Linked DNA regions of Mus musculus: region 2 is linked to region 1. The links are chromatin loops, found by intact Hi-C in ENCODE. Cell type or tissue: heart. All regions are shown on one strand. Links, peaks and the distances in the headings refer to the core of each region. The heading gives the core; the rest is flanking DNA.

Region 1 (5,370 bases), core at 168-5,167:
CCTAACGGAGGCGCCAGCGCCAGCATCCTCTCTCCTTCCAATGCCCATCTTCTGCCCGGTTCTCCTTTTCAGCGTGTTTGTCCTTTAAGATTTCATCTTTAAAATTAACTTAAGTGCCTTCCTCGTCTCTGGGATGACACCAATTAGAGACATTTTATAAGCTTGGAAAATCTTTTTCCCATTCAAATATTTTCACTGTGTTTGCATTTCTCGGTTTGTTCAGTCCACAGACGTTCTACTGGTTTTTCATCTTTGTATGCCAGGCACCTAGCAAGATGTGAGGTGCTTGACAGACAGACCTGAAGGGAAAACAACAAGTGGACACGTGATTTCCAGCCAGCTGTTTCCACCTGACAGTGCTACAGGACCACCTACGACCACAGCAAACCTAACTCACACAGACTGCAACCCGTGATGCCCCCTCCAAAGTTCCATCCCTCACCTCCATCTGTCCCCACACACAATCTGATCTTAGAAAACGGCAGCAGCAGCAGGAACTCAGACACTCAGGCCGGGATGCTTCCTCCTCCAACAGCCAGTTACTGAGTCCATCAAAGCCCTATAGGCTGACTCTCTGGAATCAAAGCCACTGGCGTGTCTGCTCCGGAACTGCGACCAAGGTTTAGTCCCTCTGTGCTCCCTTCTCCACACAGCAGCTGTGGTCTCTTGAACACAGTTTTTTAGATCTTGTTCTGCAAAATGTCAACAGGAACCAGGGACGGTGTCCCACGCCTTGACTCCCAGCACTCGGGAGGCAGAAGCAGGCAGAGCTCCGGGAGTTTGAGGCTAGCATGGTTTACAGAGTGAGTTCCAGAACAGCCAGGACTACATAGTCAACAAAACAAACAAACAAACAAACAAACAAACAAACCAAAATACTGCAATGTTACCAGGAAATTACAAGACTGCACCTTCTTTGTTAAACACTGCATCATTGTAGCAGATACTCAGTTCCCACGCTCTTCTCTTCAGAAGTACCTTCTACAACAAGTAGCTGTCTCTCTAGACCTTCCCTGGAGCCTGTGTTGTACATCAGCAACACACTGGGGTTGACCTTTCACTTGTCATATTACTTCCTTCACCGTGAGATCACAGACTGGACTTTGCAGTACAGCCTGGTGCTGATGGGAATTTTAATCATCCTCAAACAACGCCGTATCAAGTAGCCTTGGATAAGCTCTAGGTTAGATACGGACTGGTATGTTGTCCGATGTAGGTTTATAAAGGTGAACTCAGAAGGGTGGCACCTGTCACACAGCTACACACACGCATAAACTGTGTGGGTGAGTGATGGGAACAAGGTGCTGGACCGGAGAAAGTTTTGGGTTGCCATGGCCGTGAAGCTTTTCAGGAAGGAGTGCTGAGATATATCAGATATCTAGCTAGTTAGTGAAGCATGATCATTCACTGACAGGACGTCACCTAACTGGTCCCCATGGAACTGCAGTCAGTGCTCTTCCTGCATCCCGCAGATACCTCTCATTTCATATAGGCACCCAGCACTGAAGGCCACGAAGGCATCACAGCAGATTCCCAGACAATTAAGTCCAGTCTGACTCTTCCAAAGGAAGCTTTGAGAAGGTAAACGAGTCCGGCAGCTTCTACACACCTGCAGCTGCTCACGCTGGAGGGAAAGCACAGCCAGAAGCAGGCGTGCTGTGTGTGCAGGCTTGCTGTGTGTGCAGGCATACTGCCTGTACAGGCGTACTGTGTGTGCAGGCGTATTGTGCCAGGGTGTGGGCACGTAGGGAAGGGACATCTGCATCCATAAACATTGCTGGGTTTCTTAGGAACACTGGCTAAAGGCTTTTTAATTTAGATATAATTCAATTACAGCCAGATTCTACAGAATGTCTACACAGATATTTTATATAAGATGAGGGAACTTTCTTATTTACTTTCCCTAAATCCTGATGAATGCCAGAAAAAAAGGGCAAAAAAAAAAAAATTCAGACTTTTATTTAAATTTCTGATTGAAATATTTTTAAAATCTGCATTTAAGTTATCGACATTAGAATCCAATTTGATGTCTTTGTAGTATATGTAATATTTGGCCAAGGCAGACTGGAGGTTCCGCAACACGTTTTAGTGACAGACTGGCCATGTGATGGTTTGCATGAGTGCTTCTGGACTTGCATCTTCAGTTGACTTGCTATATAAGCAAGGGGTCACTAGAGTTTACCAGCTGTTTATTTCCTTAGCAGTGTGGACCAATGCGAGTGTGCTGTCTGTCACAGACCCCTCCGTGCTTGACTCGCTGATGCCATTTTCCCTCTGCACAGTCCCTTCTCCCGCAGGGTTGGGAAGACAAACAAAAGGTGGCGCTCCTCCTTCAGCACTCAGTGTGTCTGACTCTGTGGACCACATCTGTACTGATGACGCCCATCCGTCACACAGAGTCACTCCCACAATACCACTAGCCTTTGCTATTGTACTACAGCACCGAGCGCTGGCCCTGAGAACAACATGCACACAGATGGAAAGAATCACGGGTTTTTCTAAAGCTCCTAGATTGGAATTTCAAGACTCAAATATCAGAAAAGTGAGCAATGCTGCTAAGCAGCCTAAGGAATGGCATTGACATGCTACAAATCCATTCCATACTGCACGCGTGCTTTGCTAGGTAAACATATGGCTGGATTTCTCCACTGTGGTGTTTCCTCCTCCTCGCTAGCCTGTGTTTTCTTCTGGCATAGCACCAGATCCGCCAAGCACTAAAAGTTAGACATATGGAATGTGAGGAATGTCTGATAACTTCAGAGATCAGCCCTTAGTCATAAACAAAAATGCATGCCCTTTGAGCTTAGCCTCAGACTCCATTTGAGGCAAACAAAAGCCATGAGGCTGAGTGCAGGCACAGGGGACAAGGTGACACGCAAGGTGACATGGGCTGGGCTGGGCCAGGCGAGCTCTAGATAGAGCTGCTCACAGAAACACCGTCCCTTTATTCTAAAAGCTGATGAGCCACGCAGACCAGAGCCTCGCTGAGGCTTAGAGCAGTAAGTAGCACAGGAGTTAGGAAAGACCACTATCATCAGTGAACAATAAAAGATGTTCTGTCCCTGCCGGCTTTCACCAACCCCTCCTTATCAGGGACATATCTTTAGTAATTTAGCCGATTCTATAGGAACAAGTATGTTCAAAATTAGATAGAACCAAAACTCAAAACAACATAAAATAAATGACTTAAGGATTTGCTCTATTCCGATGAATTAGGAATGTCAAACTGAGTATTTATCTCAACTGAATTATTTTCCCTTGAGACAGGGTTTCTCTGTATAGTAGCTTTGGAACAGCTGTTCTAGAACTCACTCTATAGACCAGTTCGAAGCTCCTCGAACTCACAGAGATCTGCCTGGCTCTGCCTCCCAAGTGCTGGAACTAAAGGTATTCGCCACTACACCTGGCTCAATTGAACTATGAAGGGAAATAAACTTCTGAAAGGAAACAAACATGGTGGCTCACAACTGTCACTAACTCTAGTCCCAGGGGACCAGGTGACCTCTTCTAGCCTGAGGGCACTGCATACACAAGGTACACTGATGTAAAGTTAGGCAAACAATCACACACAAAAAATAAAAATAAACAAAAACTTAAAAAAAAACCATAAATGCAAAGGAATAAAGGAGGGGTCATAGACAAGAGCACCTTAATTAGGGGTAACAGAGAAATGGTAGAGAGGTGACTTAGCAAACCAGAAAAATGGGGAAACCAAGTCACCAAAGAAAAAGCCCAGAAGCAGATCAAATCGCACTGCAAGAGCCTGAAATGGGCTTCCAGCTTCCAAGACTTCACTGTAGCCTGCGCCTGGGAAGCCAGTTAGGAAACAGCGCACCAGAGCTGGCAGGGAGGGAAGAATCAATTCTCTGCAGAGGCTCAACCAGAGGCGCTGGAGACTTGCAGGCCAGCATCTGGTGCAGCTTACAGAAAAGGTGCCTTGTCAGAAACAAAAAAAATGGAGGCAATGTGAACTCACTGAGAGCAAGCTTCCCCAGTTCCCTTGCAGGTCGTTTCGGAGAAGCCCAGGCACTGGGCTGACATTTGTCGGGCTGGGGACGGATTGAGTTGTACCATGGAATGCTAACTAAGGGCCAAGAGGAAAGGCGGGCTGCTGAGGGTGCCCCAGTGATACACAGGCTGTGCCTGAGTACTGCTGCACACTCCCTAGTGCACAGCTTGCACACAGTCCTTTGTGTCTCCTCCTTTAATATCACTAAAAGCTGTGTGTGTCATGAAGGCCAGGCCCTGCTGCAGCAAAACCCTCCACATCTCATATCCTCCTCCCTCAAGCCAAGCCCAGCATTGTCGAAGCTGCCTCTCCAGACAGTGAGCCTCCGCGTGGCTCAGCATCCCTGACTGCACCTTAGATGTCCACACCTCCAACCGGAACAAGCATCAGAAACGGGAGGGACGGGGACACGCATACCATTTCTGCTCTTAATCACTAGCCAAAGTAAATTACTGGGAAGAAAGGTCATTAGTCCCTGGATCTGACTAGAAAAAAAGAGCAGAATGGCTGAGATTAGCTACCCCATTTTCAGACTACACAATTATATACGAAGCCCCCAAAGCCCCCACCAAAAGGCGCTTGGAACTAATACACAAATTTAGCAAAGCAGCCATATTAAAAATATGTAGTTTTTATTCAGGCCATGATGGACTTCCTGAGAATGGAATTAAGAACATTTCATCACAGCCTCAACAACTACCACCATCTAGGAATAAGTCTAACCAACAAGCTGAAAGACACCACCAATAACAAATTACCAGATACAAAACCCTGACGAAAGGAAGTGAGGGAACTAGAAAATGGAAAGGCGTGTCATGCTCATGGATTGGCAGAATTGATAGATACTGTGAAATGGAAATGTTACTGAAAGTAATCTATAGATTCAATGCAATCCCCATCAAAATACCAATGACATTCCTCACAGAAATAGGAAAACAATCACCCTAAAATTCATATAAAAACACGAAAGACTCAAGTCCAAGCAATCCTGCTGAAAAAAATTCTATAAATAGCAAAAAAGGAAATCTCCAATGTCTGACCTCCACACAGCTATGCATCCCCCACCCCCCCACCCCACCCCCACACACAGGAAAAAAAATGTTTTGTTTTTTTTCTTAAATCCTAACACTGGGAAATCAATCCCTGAATGTAATTTGAAAACACAGATAAACACTAAGAGACCATCCGCTGTCGTGTGGTTCACCCTGTGGAGAGGAATCTGAGGAGGAACGGTAGGGGAACCTTGGGTGGAACCCACTGTGCACTCGCTCATTCAACATGTACAACTGACTAGCAGGAAGTTGTAAAATCTTTCTTTAAAAATAATTCCCCAACTTTAATTTTGAAAGCCATAAAACTTC
Region 2 (5,370 bases), core at 263-5,262, 58 kb after region 1:
AGGTGCCCTACAAACCACTGTTCCTTGCACACCGTCCACACCGACGTTTACTATCCGTTAAGTAGTTTCAAAGTGCAACCGTATAAGTAACAGGCTTGGAGCATGATGAAGTTTATGACAGCCAATCTGCCTGGGGAGACTATGGAGGTGTGACTCCTGTCAGAACCTTCATCCAGCCAGCAATGGCCCGCCCGGGCGGTGTGCGGAGGTGGGGCCCGGGCACAGGTGCCTTTCCTCATCTCGAGGGAAACCTAAACCCTATCTTCATGGATAATTTAACAAGGATTGCTCCATAAATTTATGTCGTTCAGGACTTTCTTATAACTGCTTTTTAATAGCTTTCAACTACAATAGTTGTAGGAAATGAGTGATTGGGAATATCAAATAGAAGAGTGTGTTTCAAGCTGGGGGGGGGGGACTTAGCAGGAAAAGCTCCAGAAAAGACTACAGCCCCTCAGATCACATTGCATAAAAAGCCTATAGAACTTTCTAGAAATGCTAAAACTGCAAATGGCAGGGGCATCCCTGAAGAGATGCTACTTGAATTTACACAGAGGCCCTAATCCCTACTCCTCATCCGGTGTGGTGGCTGGCACCTGTAATTCCTGCACGGAGGAGAGGCTGAGGCAGGGGGATTGCTGTGAGTTTGGGAGCAGCCAGTGTTACATAATGAGTTCCAAGCCAGCTAGCCTGAGCTACAATACAGTATGAGGCAGTCTAGAAAAATATAAAAAAACAAAAATACCTCCTTAATGGACAGATTTCAAATTTTACAAAAAAAAAAAAAAATGCACCCTACATTCCTTTTTTTTTTTTTTTTTTTCTTTTTGAGACAGGATTTCGAATAACCCAAACTAGCCTTGAACTCCTGATTCTCCTTCCACCTCACAAGTGCTGAGTTTGGACAGATGTGTGAGACCGTCCACACCCTCTAACAACTTTAATTCTAAGTGTTCCTTCTAAAAGCAAAGAGAGAGTTGAGTGAGAAACAGAAAGAACATTGGTGAGCAGTCCACCAATGTTCAGCTCCTGAACTTCTTAGATCTCTTGTTTGCTTCATTCAGCTCTCCAGGTAAGAACAAAATGCTTATATCGCTGTGCAAAAACTAGGCTAAGCTTCAAGTCTGGGCTACCCACAGCTGTGGTCAAGGTTCCCTTCCAGTCTCCGTGCCACTTCACAAGGAAAATCTGACCAGGTTTCCAGGTGAGGAACCACGGTTAGAAGCAAAACTCCAAAACAGTGGTTTGTTTTTTTAATCTTAGGGGCAAAGCTACGAAGGTCGAGCCAGGAGTGGGACCCTCTCTCCACGTTCAGACCCTAGGACATGGTTCGGGGTGCGCCCTAGGAAAAGCTTGCAGTCAGTGCCCAGGAGCTAGGTATGTAAGGCAGGAGAGATGCCACAGGTGGCCCAGATGACTAGTAATTCACCATCACTTAGGCCTCCGGGAGGCCCCGAGCTCAGCGTGCCTCAGAGGTCGAAAGGTGCCCTCTCCCTCCATCTGACCAACTTTAAACAGCACACAGGAGGTCTAGAGAGGGGTCAAGTACCCACACACACACACCCTGAGCCGGCTAACTGGACTCAGGGTGCCAACCCAGGGCACCAATCCGGCCCTTCCCTTGGGACAGGGAGTGTCTACAAGTCCCCGAGGGGTGTGGGGAAGGCAGTGGGCAATGGGGCCCAAGAAGGGGCGCCTGGCGGGCAGATACAGCCGCGCCTAGGCCGACCGTCCCGCGCCTACCCCGGAGCCCCTCGGGGGGTGCAGGGCCGGCGACGCCCCACGCCCCCGGCGCCCTCCAGGTCTCCCAGACAACAGCCACCGCAGCACTTCCCGAGGCGGGTCCCCGCACCCGGCCGGGGCCCGGCCACCCACCTGTCCCGGGGGTCGATCCAGCTGGTCCTCCTGGTGTTGTGGTCGATGTAGAAAACCTTGCCGTCGTAGTCCCTGGCCTCCTCCCAGCCCCGGGGTAGCGGCAGCTGCCCGCTCCCGGCCCTCCTAGGCATGGTCGGCGGCCTCGCCGGCGAGCGGCGCCTCCATAGGGACCGGGCGCGGGGCGCGGCGGGAACGCGGGTGCCGGCGAGGGGCGTGCGGGGCGAGGGGCACGGCGAGCTACGCGCGGGGAAGCCTCGGGGATCCCTGCTCTCAGCCCTGCCGGAGATCAGTCCACCATGTCTGCGTCGGAACAGACGAGCGAGCCCTCCTCCTCCTCCTTGCCGCCGCTGCCTCCGCCTCTTCCTCCTCCTCCCCGTCCCCCTGTGGCCGCCGAGGGTCGCGGCGCCCAGGCTGCCCCGGCCGACGCCGTCTGGGCTCGGATCCGGGAAGCTCCGCGGAGCAACGGCCCGGCGGCGACTGGCCTGCTCATTTGCATGCGATTAGCATGCGCTCCGCCCCCGGCCCGCCCCGCGCCCGCCTCATCTGCATGCACATTCCTCGCCGCCACATTCCTGAGCTTAACCCTGCAGCTGCCGGGGCGGCCGCGGCGGGACGCGGGGCTGAGCCCGGGCGGGGGAGGGGAGCGACGAGGCCAGGTGGGAGGCGGTAGGGCGGAGGAATGCACAGCTCGCTCCCTCCTCTGCAGCCCGAGATGTCCCCTCTCCGCCAGACCCTTTGGGGATTTAGAGGGCTTTCTGGATGGAAAAAGAAGCCAAAGAAAAAAAAGTCTGCAACCTTCTCAACCTCTTTCCGTCTTCTAGGGAAACCACAAGACTTTCGAGAGGAAAGGGTGGGGAATGCTGTCCTGGGAAGAAGTCCCAACAAACAGTAAGGGCACAGAACGCCCCCACCCCCCCCACCCCCCCCCCCCCACGCCGCGCCCCGTGCCTTGGCTGTTCCCGGCGGTGGGGAAGTGTGCAAAAAGCGCTGGGAGTGTGTCCGGGGCGTGTCCGGGGCCGCGGCGCCCCCGAGCCTTCTGCTCAGTCTGGCCCTCGGTGACCTCACCAGGGCCTCGCGGGCCTAAGGGAGCAAAGTAAAGGCGGGTCCCTATCCATGAGAGCTGCGACATGTCCGCCCCAGTGGCCCACGGGGCAACTCCGGCCTGATCCTTAGAAGCGACAGGGCCACCCCGCCACTGTCGCCGCCAGTCAGCCCCGCGCGGGCCCTAGGGGTCCGAATCACCGGTGCTGCCCCGCCGGGTCAGGGGGCTGCACTGGCGGGGTCAGGGCCCTGTGCATCTGGCGTCCCCTTCTGGGTTTAAATCCAAGGGACATGGCTGCGTCCACTATCCAGTCCCTTCCTTCCAACTCTCTGTCCCGGGAAGTTCTCCACCCCAGTCCCGGACCGGGGGTGGGGGGTGGGGTGGCAGAAGGGGTTAATAATCACTCGGAAGGGGGCCAAGGCGGGAGTCAGTGGCCACACTTTGCTTGATCAAGGGTCCATCTGGTATGAGGTGTAGATCTCTCACAAACATTTATTTATTTAGCTATTAAGTGCTGATCGGCCCTGGGTAGGAGCCGGATGTCAGACTCCTAAGACGACAAAGCCTTGGCAGAGTCAAGACACTAAGCTTGCAGTGTCCCTTGTCCTCAGTCTGAGAAATAGCCTTTCGTCCTCAACCTTTACAGCCTGCTGTGCATTGCCAACCTTGTCAATATTCTCCCAGGCCTCTAAGCAGATGCTTTTGAAATGGCAGATTTTAGGAAGAAAGGCCCCAGAGCTCAATCCTTCACCTCTTGGTCTGAATTCCCTTAACCAGACCTGCCAATGTAATAACTTCAGGACCTAGCATTGGGCAGGACATTTTCTGTGCCTGGGCATTTGCTGAAGTTGTGAATAGAACTAGACAGTAAGAACCAAGCTCTGAATCAAGCTTCCAGAAGGGGACTCCACGTGCCTTGAAGGGGGTTTTAAAAAAAGGAAAGGGGTTTATTCTCAATGAAACAGTTTATGCAGCTGCAGACACTTGAAATCCCCAGGAACTGGAAAACCAGGTGTACCTGGGACGGACAACCAGAGAGAGGCAGAGGTTCTCAAGAGAAACCTCTCATTTTCTAGGTCTTTCCCATAATGCCAAGGCCCGTGGAAGCTGGTTTTTGTGCTTTGTTGAGGGAAGTTTCTGCTTCCTAACCTGTATTCTGCCTCAGCCTATTAGCAGTAAGATAATCAGCCAGGGTCCTAGCTCTCAGTGGGTGGAGGGATCCTGTCTAAAGTTACACTGCCGAATGTGTAATTCTCTATGTTGGCCCATTCACATGGCCAAGATGTAGCCAGTGACTAACCCAAACTATCCTAATTTGTGGCTTCCTTAGTGAGTTTCTCCCTTCCCCTAAAGAATTTGAAGATATTTATTGTGCTAGCATGTCGACACCTTACATCTCAACCGTAAGAGTGAAGCACATAGCTGTTGCAGTAGGTCAGCTTGCTTCCGTGGAATGAATACTCACTCCATGGGCGTCCTCTGTATAACGAAGTCAGGTAAGCTTTCAACTAAATATTATTCAGGAATGCAAAGTGGCTCACGTTTATTGTCCCATGAATCCCCAGACTTCAAAAAGAAATGCCAAAATGACACAGGCTCGTTTCTGCTGATCGGCACAGGAAACGTTAGCCAAAAGCAGTCCAAGTGACAGAAAGGGTTGCAGTTCTCAGAACCCTTTTTACTAGGATCCAATTCTGAGTTCCTACAATCCCTTTGAAGACTCCCTAAGGGTTAATCAATGAGACTTTATTTATATTCATATCTGTGAAATGTACAGATGATGCCCTTTTAGAGATGGGCGCACTTCCGGTTTGCTTATGGCTGCCTGTGATCATTGGCCAGGAAAGGTGTATAGGCTGCTTGTGGGTGCCAGCCAGCCAGTTACCACAAACTAACCAGCAACGAGTCTATTCACTGGCTCGGAGACTCGCCTTTTCTCCTGGTTCTATATTCACCAGTGTTAATCTTCTGTTGGGATGTGGAGCAATAAACAACTAGAAGGTGATGGACAACTGTCATCTCACACCTAGGAGGTGGGCACAGGAAGACCAAGAGTTGAAAAACAGCTTTGTCTACATAGTAAATTCGAGACTATCTTAGACTACATGAGAGTCTGTCTCCAAAAAAAGAAAAAAAAAAAAGAAGAAGAGAAAAGAAACAAAAACAACAACAACAAAGCCCATAAACACAAAGGGATAAAGGAATATAGCCCAGGTGGTAAATGCTAAACTAGCAAGCCCTAGTTCCGTCTGTAACAGCATAAAATCAGACGGTATAGCACATGTCTCAAAAGATGACTGGGGAGGTGGGTGGTTCAGTGGGCAAAAGTGCTTTCCACACAAATGTAAAGACCTGAGATTCTTGTTAAAAGCCAAGTTTGGGCGTTGGTGGTGCACACCTTTAGCCCCAGCACTTGGGAGACAGAGGCCGGCTGATCTCTGAGTGAGGCCAGC

Evidence for each region. Hi-C counts contacts between places; a loop is a spot of excess contacts. Peaks named below come from ENCODE experiments on the same cell type or tissue, not always from the same donor. Only the 100,000 strongest peaks of a DNase experiment are listed, where the experiment ranks them.
Region 2: it touches region 1 in a loop (3-fold over the local background); 6 of 42 quality-filtered maps call a loop at or near these places.

The regions. Positions count from the first base shown.
Region 1 is chr8:47,929,857-47,935,226 of GRCm38, forward strand. The region is part of intron 1 of Wwc2 (WW, C2 and coiled-coil domain containing 2); the gene reads right to left. Among named protein-coding and RNA genes, the nearest start is that of Gm39173, 17 kb to the right of the region's middle. In heart, for the core only: a CTCF peak has its summit at 2,314; a DNase peak (open chromatin) is centred at 2,355; H3K4me3 peaks cover 867 bases; H3K27ac peaks cover 3,800 bases.
Region 2 is chr8:47,988,191-47,993,560 of GRCm38, forward strand. Wwc2 (WW, C2 and coiled-coil domain containing 2) reads right to left here and starts at 2,354. Exons shown (of 23, transcript NM_133791.5): 1 at 1,876-2,354. The coding sequence starts at 2,006. In heart, for the core only: a CTCF peak has its summit at 2,254; DNase peaks (open chromatin) are centred at 1,561, 2,351 and 2,921; H3K4me3 peaks cover 3,671 bases; H3K27ac peaks cover 3,467 bases.